2 separate regions of the Homo sapiens genome follow, and region 2 is linked to region 1. Evidence: chromatin loops called from intact Hi-C (ENCODE). Cell type or tissue: heart left ventricle. All regions are shown on one strand. Each heading gives the region's core, and the rest is flanking DNA. Links, peaks and the distances in the headings are about the cores only.

Region 1 (6,940 bases), core at 944-5,943:
GTGGAGTTGCCCTTCTGGAATGGAAAGAAATAGAAACTTTGGAATGTGGAGTGGGAGGTAGAGGTTGAGTCCAAGCATAATTGGCTAGGAGGGAATCCTGGCGATTAGTGATGGCAGTTGAGGAAGATTTATTTTAATGCCAGGGGTTGGGGGTTGGGGCAGAATAAAAAAACTCTGGGTTGTTTCTTTAAAAAAAAAAAATCAATTTTTAACAAATACTTTCTAAGTGCCTATTGTAGGCCAGGGACTGTTCCAGGTGCTAAGGATACAGCAGTGTACAAGTTAGAGCTCTTTGTTCTAAGGGAGCAAGAGAAATTTTAGTATTAAATCAATACTAAACAAATGTAATTAAAGAACTGATGCTTTGGTTTTCCTGGCAGCTTCGCCACCACCATAAAAATAAAAATACAACTTGCTATTAGGGTAGGTACCTTCATGGATACTGCTGATGTTTATTCAGTAAGTATAAATTAGCAATTTTATCTTTGCTTTTAAACGTGCAACTGGCCAGTCATTTTAAATGACAGATGCTGCCTGGCTGATGGCACAGAACTTTTAAAAACCTCCTATTGGAGAATATGCTTCCAATCACCATTCCATTAGAACCCAAATGTGAGTTCAGTGGTCTGAGAGCCAGGATGAGTGGAGAACCTAATCTTCTGCCTTCTCCCTGCTGGGTCCTTGGCCTCCACACAAGGTGGAGAGTTGTGGTCTGAGGGTACTTTTTCCCTTTGTTATTTAATGGGTACCAATTAAAAGATGTGGAATGTGCGGATCTCCACACCATCTTCTTTGCTTGTTGCTGTTGTTTTCTCTAAAGTGGGATCATTGTCATGAATGGTTTTAACAACCATAATCTCTCTTTCCTGAAATTTATAAAATAGAAAATTGGCAGCCAAGGAAAGCATGTCCAGGGGTAGTATGGAAGATGACTCATGTAGGCTGAACCCAGAAATCCATCACTCTTAGCAAGATCTGCATCCCCTTTCTCTTATGAGAAAGAGCTTATGCCTTGGCCAAAAAAATCTAGTAGCTTTCTGCAGCGATGTAAATGTTCTCTATTTTTGCCTTCCTTTATGGAAGCCACTAGTCACATGTGGTTAATACTGAGCACTTGAAACATGGTTAAGTGACAAGGAAACTGCATTTTTAATGTAATTTTTAAATTACTCTAAATAGCTACCTGTCGCTGGTGGCTACCATATCGGACAGGGCAACCTCAGGCAACAGGACATCTCTAACAATTAATAACAAACTAGCAAAGAAATCAATAAATTTATAAAAATAAATTGGGGAGAAAAACCGTATTCCACATGTAAGGGGTTCCCCCATAGGATGCCCATGCATCTGGTGATTAGCATTCTCTTGCCTTTCTTGTGTTTCGTGCCTTTGTTTTGGAAAACTTCAGTGGGTGTTCCTTGACAGCTGGGCATTAGAAAATGCAGAGGACAGTGAAAAGATGGCCTATCAGAACCAGGGGTCTTGAGAGTAGTAACTCCAGGGCTTCATTGTAAAAGCAGCTGTTAAAACAAACTCTCCTCTGTGAATCTCAGAGTTCAAGTTCATCGTGGCCATAAGTTCAGTTAAGGAGAAAGCATGTTTATGTGTTCAGTGGGTTGAAAGGGCAAGGCTTGAATGATGCTTTTTAGGAGACGGCAAAAGTGGAAAACACCAGGTAGCCACCTTGTAGAAGCTTGAATTCCAGGAGATCATTCCCTCTTTGAAGGAAAAGTTTCAGGAAGGCAGCTTTTCATATTCATTGAACCCAGTAGGTGAAGGTTGAGCAGATTAGCTTTGCAGGGCTCTGTTTCAAAGACACATCAGAAGAAACCGAGTTGAGGCAATGTCTCTCCTCCATGACTGTAAATGTAGTCATTTAATTTTGCAAAACTTAATGTCTACAGTGTCAAAAAGAAAAAAACCTCTTATTCATTTACATTTTTACTCTATACTGAGGGCCCCAAGAAATTTAAACTTATGCAACAACATTGACTGCAAATTGACTGATAATTGCCATCAGTTCTCTTCCTCAGTGGCCAGATAGAGTGTTTTCCCCCCGTTTAGGGCAACATCCTGAATTAAATTATAATCTGACAGATGGTCTGTTTTTAGAAGCACTGATTAATCTACTATGCTCACTCTCAGGTTGACTATGCACTAAAATGAGAAATAGTTCAAATGATTCTCCCTAAGCCATTTTCTTCTGAAATATCTCAGACAGTGAATGAATTGATAGCTTCAGTTATCCACAAAGGAGCAGATTTTTTTCCCCACTTAATTTGTCACACAATGTGTTTCCTCCCATAATTATAGGGAGGACTTTGATTTTTTTTTTATTATAACAACCACTTACATTTTGGAACATTTACTTTGTGCTCAGAATTATGCTAAACAATTCACCCACGTTTGTCTAACTTAATCCTCTCTACATGATGAAGTCAGCACCATCAGAGAAGTTGCTTAGTTGATCTCACTGCTCAGTAGTGGTCTCTAGGTCTCACTGCTGGGAAGTGGCTGAACCAGGATTTGAATTTAGGATTTTCTGAATTTTAAGCTAGTGGTTTAAGCCAAGATATAATCCCCTCATCTCATTGTTTAGTTGATGAAATGGTAAAATGTAACATGAGTGGAAAGGGTATGTCTACAATGTAGGATTTTATGTTATCCCAGAGTGTAACTATTAATATTTGAAATGTTCTGAAGCTAATTGAGCCATTTACAAGTTTTGCTTAGGGGATAAGCAAAGAAAATCAGGAATGAATATAAGAAAATTGTCTCAAACCAAGTAAAAGAGCAAGATTTGGGGTTTTCAGAAGATTTTAAGAAAAAAGCAACCAGTATTAAGCACATATTGGGTGCTATCTCTGGCATTTTTAGTAGAAATGGAATAACTTGAGGTATTTTCTTTATTTAGTAGATATATAGATAGTCAGGATGATAGATTTTATTAGAGCCAGTCAGGTGACTTTACATCTGTTCATGGTGATGAGGTTCCTTGCAGAAGGTAAGATGCTGTAGCACTTACAAGTGAATTATGAAAAATGGTAAAATTTACTAAAATGTGATCTCACCGTAACTCTCTGGTTGAAATAAAGCATATTCAATGCATTGGAACGTCTTCCAAACTATTTATTGAGCTAAAATTAAGCTATAGGAGCTGAACTCTTCTTTTAGCAAAGCTGTCTTATTCATTCCCATTGGTAAGACAGTCAACCACCTTGAACCCTGTTCTTGCATCCTCTTCCTCTCATCACCCCTCATTCTCACAACTACCTCTGTATTCCTTAGTCCATGTGGCAGGTGAATAATAAAACAGTTACGCTTGGGAACTTGGTAAGATGAACAGAGGGAAATACAACAGGGAAAAAGCAGACTGTGTTTGCTTCCTTTTTCTTAGCTAGGACAGAGGAAGAAATATAGACAGAGCCAACACATTTTAAGTGAAAAACCTGTTTCCCCAATCATTTATTTAATTGCCCCATACCTGAATTTCCTTCTGCCTAATGAAACCCACAGTTCAAACTGGGTGCCTCTCTCAAACTAGGCATACTATAAACAATGTTGAAATGAATGAATGAGCTCAGCTACTCAGGTGCTGAACTCCTTATTACATTAGCCCAGAAATATGGAAGTAAAGAGCTAACTGGTAGAAGGGAATCATTAAAAAGAAAGGCATAGGATTATTTAGTGCTGTTGTATTAATAATGATGATATCCTGACTTAGAGAGTTGTACGGTATTTACATAAAAGAGTGTCCTTGATTTGAGGAAAAAAGAGTTTTAGAGATGATGGGATGTTATGTCTCTAAATTACTCTCAAATTTTTCAGGGAAAGACAAAATAATAATAGCATATAGAGAGAGAGATGGGGGGAGCAAATGTGGTGAAATGTTGGCAATTGGGGACTCAGGATGAGGGGATAAGGGAGATCTTTATGATGTTCTTGCAATCTTTCTATAAGTTGGAAAATTTTCAAAATAAGTTACTTTATAAAATTTCTTAAAGAAACAAATGTATTCAGAGTGTGTTTTTTCCTTCACAAGGAAGTAAAGAGTAGATCTGGATTTATTTCACAACTTTAAAAATTCTGACACATTCTAGGAAGCTGTTTTTAATCTGAGATTTGCACTGTAATGTGATAAAAAAGGGAGTGGGGTGTGGCAGAGCTCAGCAGAAACAGAATCTTTCCTACTTTTTTATTGGCCTTTTCCCATGATTTTCTCTTTCCTAAGCCTTCTCTCCTCCTCCCTCCTCCCCATCCCACCCATGCAGCTAAACTGAAAGGCCTCTGAGAATGGTGCATTTTTTTTGCTTCCCTTTTCCCAGGGGAATCTAGACTTTTATTGCATCTCTTCCTAGTAAATTCCAGTAAATATCTGGCCATATGCAGACTCTGCCTTTTCTTAATCGACTGCTATCCAGTCCACATCCAGATTCCTTTGAAAATGAAAGCATTTTCCCAAAAATGTGTGCTGTTTGTTTTCCTTGAGATTAATAAAAGCCCCACCTAGCCCACTTACCTATTCCTGCCTTGGTATGTGTCCTTTCTTGGTGAAATCATTATTTCCTTCTTTTTGGTTGTCTTTGAATCAGACGTAACATATCCGAGCCCCCCGCAGGGTGCAGGGTCATGGACATAATGTCAGGGAGGAAGTTCTGTTCAGAAGAACGTGTTTGTTCATTGTAATTGGGATCTTCATTGTTGTGCATGGGAATTGATTTCACGTTGTACACGGCACGTTTTCTATAGATGGGGGCTTCCTAACCCTTTTAGCTGGAGCCCCTGACTTCATTGAGCGGATGTTCAGCAGGCCCTTTACAACTCCCATCAACAAAGAATCTCTGTGTGCCCTGACCTCACCAAGTCAATTTGAATCAATTCAGTTTTGAGAACTTGCTGAAGGACTTTCTGAGAACCTTAGTATAATTCAATAGTTCTCAATTGGGAGGTGATTTTAGCCTGCGGTGGACATTTGGCAATGTCTGGAGACAGTTTTGGTTGTTACAATGGGGATGCAGGTGCTATGGGCATCTAGTGGGTAGAGGCCAGGAATGCTGCTTAATAGTCTACAATGCACAGCACAACCCCAACAACAAAGAATTGGCTTACCCCAAATCTGGAAATAGTGCCACCATTGAGACATTTGGAGCCTCATTCAAAAGCGAAAGCTGAAAGTCACAGTTGCAAGTCCCGCAGCTATCTGAAAGCTCTTCTCTCTGGAGAGTTGAATTTCCCATAAAATGTAGGTGAGATTCCAGGGAGCCATCAAGGTCAGTCAAATCGAAGAAAGGTTTTCAAGGATGAGCTGAAAATATGAGATCTCAAACTTGTCTCACCAGACTGTGAATCTGCAAATCAACAAGCACCATCACTCATTTTGTGGGGCGGGGTTGAGGGTTAAAAGAGGTGGCAGATATTGTAAATGTGTGCAGATGTGCCCAACTGACCAACAGACATTCTGCATGGCAACTTTGACAAGAGTAATAAACTAAAAACAGCATAAATGTGGGTGGGCATTTCTAAGAAAACAAGGGTTATATCCTCATCATGTTCATAATGTTAGCATTGTCTGATAGCACTGATAGTTCATATATAGAGATTCCTTTTTAAGTTTATGTTTCAAACAGAGCTTCCCATATCAGTGATAGAATATGAATATATGAATAGGTCAGCAGTATCTAGGGATTGGTCAGACTTGAGCATCAGAGTTGAGTATATAGGTTTCTCTTTTGAGAACTCTTCTGGAAGTAGGATTAATTCTAGTGAGCATTTTACCTGATAATTTCTGATTAGGGACTAAGACAGCAGTACATAAAGTGTTCCATGGATTGTGAATAGGTATGAAGAAGGGTTTCCCAACCTTGGCACTATTCATATTTGGGGCCAGATAATTTTTTGTTGTAGGGACTGTTTGGGACATTGTAGATGCTTATCAGCATCCTTGACCTCTACCTACTGGATGCCAATAGCATACCCCCTCGGTTGTGACAGTGAAAAATATCTTCAGACGTTGCCAAATGTTCCCTGGGAGGCAATATCACCCTTCCTTTTCTGCCAGGTAGTTCTATGAATTTCTCACAGCAGAATTTCTCTTTCCATATTCCTATGGGCATTAGAGAGGTAGAACATCAGCATTTACCAGACATATTTGATACTAAGTCCCTATTTGTTAAGTCAGAGAAGTCTGAGGTTATAAAATCATTCCCTTCCTCCTCAAAGGGAAGTGAAATCCTTATATTGTAGAGATCACCAAGTTTTCATAGTCAGACATTTCCACTTTGTCTGGGTTTTTAAAAAACCTATCAGAGAAAACTATACATAGGGGATCACCTTTTCCAAATATGTGGCATTAACTTGGCTTTCCTATACATGAACTTCTGGGGAAGCAAGTTTCTGCAGTTCTACCTCCTCGCACCTCCTCTTTTCCACTCTGCAAATCTTTGCTCCTCTAGCAGATGGCAAATGCTATATATTTCCCAACCCCAACCCCCATGCCACACAAACACACTCAAAACGGCAGGTACAACTCTGAGATCAGAGGGTCAGAAAACATTTTAGATGATATGTCTTGGTCCCAGAAGGAAAATCAATCTCAATTCTTTTCCTTTAAAAAGGTCATTAACAATGGCCATAAACACTAGTAGTGACTCCAAAGCTTTGAGACTGGAGAAGAAATCTATTGGTAGAGGAAAGGCAAAGAAAATAAACCCAAGAGACTGTCATCAACCTCAGAAATTTTATGGTGGGACCTACACTCTAATGAAACATTGGATTTTCCCTGCAATGTTCAAACTTTATTTGATGGAAGACCACAGAAATATGTATTAAAGAACAGACTTATGCACTGGTGCCCAATGTGGAAGAGATCTTGGTTTTCCATAAGGGAAGTGGATGCTGTCTTTCAGAATTAATTGGAACCTTAAATTACCAATTGGCTATG
Region 2 (6,940 bases), core at 1,333-6,332, 67 kb before region 1:
CCAAGTATTGGAAATTTAATTAATATTGTTATTGTGAACTTAATTGTGATTCATAATGAACAGGTAATAAAGTTTTTTTCTTTTTTCTTCTATCTGTATCCGAAATGGCATATCTAATTGGGATCGGTACAACAGATTAACCATAATTCTTCTCTGTATTTAGGATGGGCCTTCCATATCTTTTAATGCTCAGACAACATTAAAAAACTTTTGCCAGTGGCAGCATTCGAAGAACAGTCCAGGTGGAATCCATCATGATACTGCTGTTCTCTTAACAAGGTATATGGATTTCTTATTCCTCAGATCTTTCAGTCTCAGGTCAAGTTGATGGGATGTGGTCATGCATTCCTAATAGTCAGCTGCTAGTGGAGGGTTTCTCAGCTTAGGCACTGTTGACATTTTGGGCTGGACAATTCCTTCTGTGCATTGCAAGATGTTTAACAGCATCCCTGGCCTCTGCTCACTACGTATTAGTAGTACTCCCTCCCCTCAGGTGTGACAACCAGCAATGTCTCCAGACATTGCCACTGCCCCCCGTGGGGAGGGCAGAATCACCTTGGTTGAGAACCACGAACCTATAGATACCAAGTGAGGAATAAATGTGTTAGGCAGACCTGAAAATACATGCCTTATATAACAGGCAAGGGCAGCTGCTGTTCAGATGGACCTGGCGTTGCCATGTAGTATATGAGTTCAGTGTTGCCAGCTTTTGTGATTTTGCAAAAGCCAGAAAAATGAATTTTTTAAAAATGTGAAACCTCCCAAGTTTTCTATGGTAGCTACTATCTCAAAATGTTAAAACACTGTAGCAACAAAGACGCGTGCTGGCTTAATTGTGCCTCCCACCTCCTGCCATCTCAATTGTGGTCATGAGCACGTCCTCTTAAATGAAAGTAAAACAAAGGTATCTTGCACCTTCTCAGGAATGTTCTCAAAGAGTCTTTACGAAACTGGAATCATTTACCCCAGGGTATTGGGAAAATCCTGGTTGGAGAGATTTCTTACTGCTCTGTGACCGCCCTGACCACAGAAGAAAACTTCTTAATGTAGTAGTTTATAATTCTTAAATCAACAATTCCAAAAATTTTTTGAGTTTTGAAACTCTGGTCTTATGAATTTGCTTTTTTTAACCCCCACCCCAAAGTGTGTACTGTTGTGAATGCCTAGACGACCCTAAAGTATTTACTTGTATTGACATTTACTCTTTGATGTCATCAAGGCCTAAGTCTGCTTTGCTTTCAGACAGGATATCTGCAGAGCTCACGACAAATGTGATACCTTAGGTGAGTTCTCTGTGCGTATCTTCTATGGCTAAAACCGTTTTACTACATGTTTGTATTTCAAGCCACAGTTGCTTTTTAGAGTAAATCCTTGTTGGTTTTTTTCCTTCTAATAGGCCTGGCTGAACTGGGAACCATTTGTGATCCCTATAGAAGCTGTTCTATTAGTGAAGATAGTGGATTGAGTACAGCTTTTACGATCGCCCATGAGCTGGGCCATGTGTGAGTTACCTTTCAGTAATTTCATTTAATTTGGAGTGACCTAAACCTTTTATTCCTTCGCATCAGTGAGCATTTACTTGACTTTCGAGTGTGTAAGAGACTTCCCGAGTCATAGTAGAGTTGCAGGGTTGAAGAGCTTTGAACCTAATTAGGTGAAATGACTTTGACTTCCAAAAGTTGAGTAAATGCAGTGCACTCTCTTTAGTCATAGCTTGTGTGTATCTTCAGTTTAACTGCTCAAGTTTAATACACAAGGTCTAATATTCTCCCTTCCTACTGGGAACTGGAGAAATGGGGTCTTTCCATTCCTTCTACTGAAGCAGAGGATATATTAGCCTAGAGAACTTTCCTGATTTAACACCTTTGTCTAGGAGGGTCCCCCACCATTACTGTGGCCCCCAAGATTTTTACAAATCCAGACCATTCCCGATTCTAGTTATACACTGCTCTAATTCTGATATTTAGCACTGGGAACAGTAGTATCCCTTTTTTCAGGAAAGAGAATGAACAAAGATAGAAAGAAGGAATCATTTCCTAATTATGGTCACTAAGTGGCCGTTATGAAATGGCCTTTCCCTTTTGTTTTTTAGAGATAGAGCACGGTTAGAACATGGGGCAAAACACTGCAAATTGACTAGAAATTATTCTGAGTTTTGATCTGCATTATTTTCTTTCTAGGATGATTAAATTACTTATACTATCTATTTCGAAATAATTTTCTGAAAGGATATTAATAGATCAATTTGTGTGGCAGATGGTAACTTTACTTAGAGCTAACATCATTTATTAAACAAGATTTTCATTCATACATTTAAGGTCCCCTATGTGCAGTGTAGTGTACGAGGCACAGAGGGAGATGCATATACACAGGTGTCTCCAATTTAGCTCAATATATAACAGGTATATTTTTAAACTAGTACCTTTCAAACATATATTAAGAGCACACCCCTTTTCTTTTCTCCAGAGGAAATACAGTCAAATGCCTCATATTTAGAACATAAAAGAGGTCTGGCTTTCCATTAAGCATTTGTGGCAGGCCCAACCTGCTTAGTCAGCATCGTCTCTATCCTCGTGGTTTCTGAGGCACTTTTGTGAAACTCAAGGAAGCCTTGAAGAGAATTCCCATTCCAGCTTCCCCAGCTTAGTGGCGGTGGGACTTGATCAAGTAATTAAAGCTCTCTGTGGCTCAGTTTTCTCATCTGCAAAATGCAGATAATAACAGTACAGGTGTAGAATTCCTTACCCAAATGCTTGGGACCAGAAGTGTTTTGGATTTTGGATTGTCTCAGATTTTTGCAATATTTGCATATCCATAATGAGATATCTTGGGGATGGGACTCAAGTTTAAGCAAGGAATTTATGTTTCATGTATACCTTATGCACATAGCCTAGAGGTAATTTTATATGATATTTTTAAATAATTTTATGCATGAAACAAAGTTTGTGTTACACATTTATGTGTGGAATTTTCCACTGGTGTCAGGTTAGCACTCAAAAAGTTTTGGGTCTTGGAGGATTTTGGATTTGGGGTTTTGAGATTAGGGATGTTCAACCTGTACTATTCATTGGGTAAAATAAGTGATTAAATGAAATAAGGCATCTAAAGCATTTAGCACATTTTCTGGTGCATTGTGAATGCTGAAAAGTTGTGGTTATTATCGTTCGTAAGCGTCCAATAAGCATTTATTATTATTTAACTCCTGCAGTGAGCAAATGTGAGTAACATTTGAATGAAAATAAATTTTCAGCTTATTTACATGAGGTAATAAACTTGACTTTATCAAGTAATTGTGGGAGTGGGGAATAAACCTCATCTGGGGATGGGAAATAAACACCACTATAAAGAAACCACTAAGATTTGAATGCCTTGCTTGTTTTAAGTTTGTTGATGCAGGTATTGCATTGATTATGCATCAGGGAACTGGAAACCAAGGCATTCGTTCTTTTAAGAAAATAGATTCTTAAGCATAGGAGTCTCATGTTTTAAGAACTATTTCTAAGTTCAACTAAGATCGAGTTTTTCTGTCTCTATTGGCAAGTATTAAGAGGCATAAACTTTAAAGAAAAAGGGAAAATGTGATAAATTAATGGAATAGACTCCATAGGCTTTTATTCCAACTTTTATATGATGCAAGTCTATGTGCTTCTGTCTGACTCACTTATTTCTGTAATCAAGATGAACTAGTGAAGGGAATTTCTCTCTCAATGCTAAATTAATTACATGCATTGGGGATAGTCATCCAGAGAGAGGGAAGGTGACCCTTCTGAGGTTGTCACCCAGTAGATAATTGCCTGAGCTGAGAATGGCATGTGGGTCACAGAATTGGTGTTTCTGGATTTAGGAAATACTTCCTATTTTTTTTCCACTCCTGCTGGCTAAGCCAAGAATGGCAAATATGTGTTCATGCTGCTGCATTCCCTTCCAGGCCCATAAGGACGTTGGCAATCCTTCATAGCCTTCTCACAGGCGGAACCTGGATTAATTTAAGAACCCTTTTGTGCCTGGCTTTTCAGGAAGCCAGTACCAATCAATTGGTGCTGGCATGAAGCATGAAACTATTTGCCATCTCTGAGTTATGCCAGTAGAATTGGCATGCTTCTGGTTTCCATGCATACCACTACCTTTCATGGGTTTTATTGTGCACAAACTTTGCATGCCTTTAGAATGATATACCTACGCAGGTATATAATTTGTCACCCTGATCCAAAAAGGGGAAGATGCCAAGACCCATAGTGAGCCTCTTATTAGAAAGCTCTTGGCTTCAGTTTTTGACACTTCCCTGACTCTTTATATTCACGTTATCATAAGCTGCCAAATTCTTGACTCTATAAATTGCCCTTTAACAGCTTATTAGGAATTCCAACTACTGTATTCTAGCACCAACTACAGCATATTCAGAGCCTCTGCAATTCCTAAAAGTACACTTAAACCAAATACATGGGCCAGCCTGCATCTTTTAAAATACATTTTATGCCTTTACACTTCGTATTAAGTTGGGTGAGAATTATGTTTTAATCTACACTCTATCTTGAATTGTCTTACATTTTATTCTGCTTACCAGGGTTCAGGTTCTTATCCAAAATGAAGTTAAATTTTTTTCTCTTAGATAGTTGCATTCCTGAAGCAATTAGAACAGCATGATCCCTTGGTGTTTATTGACATTCTCATCATTGTCTCATTGGCTTTAGGTTTAACATGCCTCATGATGACAACAACAAATGTAAAGAAGAAGGAGTTAAGAGTCCCCAGCATGTCATGGCTCCAACACTGAACTTCTACACCAACCCCTGGATGTGGTCAAAGTGTAGTCGAAAATATATCACTGAGTTTTTAGAGTAAGACTTGAACATTCTTTTAGCACAAACTTCTAGTGCCTGGCCTACATGTAGTGAACTAATTGTGGGAAAGACAATATGAAGTCAAACATTCCTTTTGAGTTATTTTTGTTGACATTCCTTGGAGAAGGCAAAAAAAAAAAAAAAAAGCTCTCTGACATCTGTGTAGTTCATATCCTTGACAGAGTTTAGAAGATTACAGACTGAGCTAAAGAAAAGGTTGGAGTCTTAAAGAGGATGTGGAAATGTTGCTTCATTTTGGGTAAAGTTTTGAGATTTGTTCAGACATTGGGAGAGGGACTATGAATGTGATTTCTTAATGAAGGCCACAGGTATTTATGCACTTCTAATTTAGTAATTTGGGCCTGAAAAGGGGTGGGGTAGTGAGATGATCCCAAAGCAGATTCCGTGGATGAGTGGAAATTACAGCAGCTCCCACATTGTTGAGTTGAGGACATTCTCTCTCTGCGTCACTCTTCCTCTCCCCCTCTTCCCTCTCCCTTTTCTCTTTTTTCCCATTTCCTTTCTTTTCTTGTTTTGTTTTTTAAGCTTCCTGCTAGGCTGCTCAAAGATCCAATTACATTATACAATGCCCCTGTGTCACAGATTTATTGCTCTTCTCGCTCAGAAGTATGAAAGGTTAAGTGATTGTCCCAGAGTCACTGGGTGTATATTTCTGCAACCACGGGGAAGAGGAGGCTTTATCAATCAGAACTCAACGGGTGTGAATTTTCCGGGAGAGGTGTTTGCTGAAAACGGAAAGAACCAGAGGGTTGCTGTTGTTCTTTTTAACCAGATGGTGTAAGGTGTTTTCTTTCTATGAGTCATTGATTCGCTCACGCATCCCTTCAGCAAACATTTACTAATCACCTGTTGTCATGGACAGGGCCCTGTGCTTTGATGAAAAAGACACTATCTTTGCCCTTAGAAAGCTTACAGTCTATTGGGAAAGATAGTCAAACATAAACAGATAATTGCTGTGAAGTGTGATCAACGTTGTAACAGGTGTATATTTCCTACTGGCTATGTTGTATTCATTGCATGTGGTTCTACAAAGTAAACAGCAAAAATGTAACTTCAGCATCTGGATTTAATCTTGGATGTAAAGAATAAAGCACATGTTAAAAAGTAACTGTCCTCTCTACCATTACAATGGTGGGGTGGCCTTTACTGTTACCTGGGGGAGACCTTGACAGCCACCGTTCTCACCATCTGTGTGTTTCTGTGTGTTTCCGTAGCACTGGTTATGGCGAGTGTTTGCTTAACGAACCTGAATCCAGACCCTACCCTTTGCCTGTCCAACTGCCAGGCATCCTTTACAACGTGAATAAACAATGTGAATTGATTTTTGGACCAGGTTCTCAGGTGTGCCCATATATGGTAAGTGTAGGAGGGCCACTTCTGCCCTCATCTACTGATTCTGCACTTCTTTTTATTCATAGTTTTCCATTGCATTCTAACTCGACTATAAACTACCCAAGGAAAAGCTGAGAGTAAAATTGCATATTAGTGATCATAATAATTATGAGGATGACACAACAGTACTGCTGCTCAGTGTTAAATAGTGCTTTACCTGCACTTTCTCATTTCATCCTCGTGACAGTCCAAAAGGAAGATGCCATCATCACTTTCATTTTACAAGTGAAAGTGAGGCTCAGAGGCAGCAAGGTTACGGAGTTGGGAATTACAGAGCTCAGCTTTTTTCTCTCCTTGTTGCCTTTAATGCCCTTCGACTTGTCCAGGTGACCTAAATTATAGGGACTCTTCTAGATTCAGAAGAGCTAATTCATGAGACAAACATGTTTCTGTGTTTTAGCTTGTCAAGGTAGCATCCTGTGACCACCTGGGGCTTGAAATCATTTCTGGTGGGGCCTCAGCTGGGGTGGCTGTGTGATAGTTTTGCTGCATGTGTTGTGGATGTTTGGGCCAGTGATAACATCTAGCAGTTATCCGGTTACAGATGAGCAGAGCTGTGTTTCTATGGGGTGGCCCATTCTGTCTCTTTGGGGTGGCGTATGTGTGTTTCTTTTGCTGGGAGTGTCTTCAGAGATTGCCTGGTGAATTGAGAAGTACAATAGTATTCCATGGAAATAATAACAAAA

What was found. Hi-C counts contacts between places; a loop is a spot of excess contacts. Peaks named below come from ENCODE experiments on the same cell type or tissue, not always from the same donor. Only the 100,000 strongest peaks of a DNase experiment are listed, where the experiment ranks them.
Region 2: a loop joins it to region 1, with 1.9 times the contacts of the local background. A loop is called at or near these places in 1 of 110 quality-filtered maps.

The regions. Positions count from the first base shown.
Region 1 is chr3:64,581,681-64,588,620 of GRCh38, reverse strand. The region is part of intron 28 of ADAMTS9 (ADAM metallopeptidase with thrombospondin type 1 motif 9); the gene reads left to right. It overlaps ADAMTS9-AS1 (ADAMTS9 antisense RNA 1), which reads right to left. Exons shown (of 2, transcript NR_110151.1): 2 at 1-1,804. Among named protein-coding and RNA genes, the nearest start is that of ADAMTS9-AS1, 24 kb to the right of the region's middle. In heart left ventricle, for the core only: no CTCF peak of the experiment used is centred there; no DNase peak of the experiment used is centred there.
Region 2 is chr3:64,648,915-64,655,854 of GRCh38, reverse strand. It overlaps ADAMTS9 (ADAM metallopeptidase with thrombospondin type 1 motif 9), which reads left to right. Exons shown (of 40, transcript NM_182920.2): 5 at 1-63; 6 at 164-279; 7 at 1,243-1,283; 8 at 1,397-1,502; 9 at 4,692-4,838; 10 at 6,077-6,218. Among named protein-coding and RNA genes, the nearest start is that of ADAMTS9-AS2, 32 kb to the left of the region's middle. In heart left ventricle, for the core only: a CTCF peak has its summit at 4,392; no DNase peak of the experiment used is centred there; H3K27ac peaks cover 1,525 bases.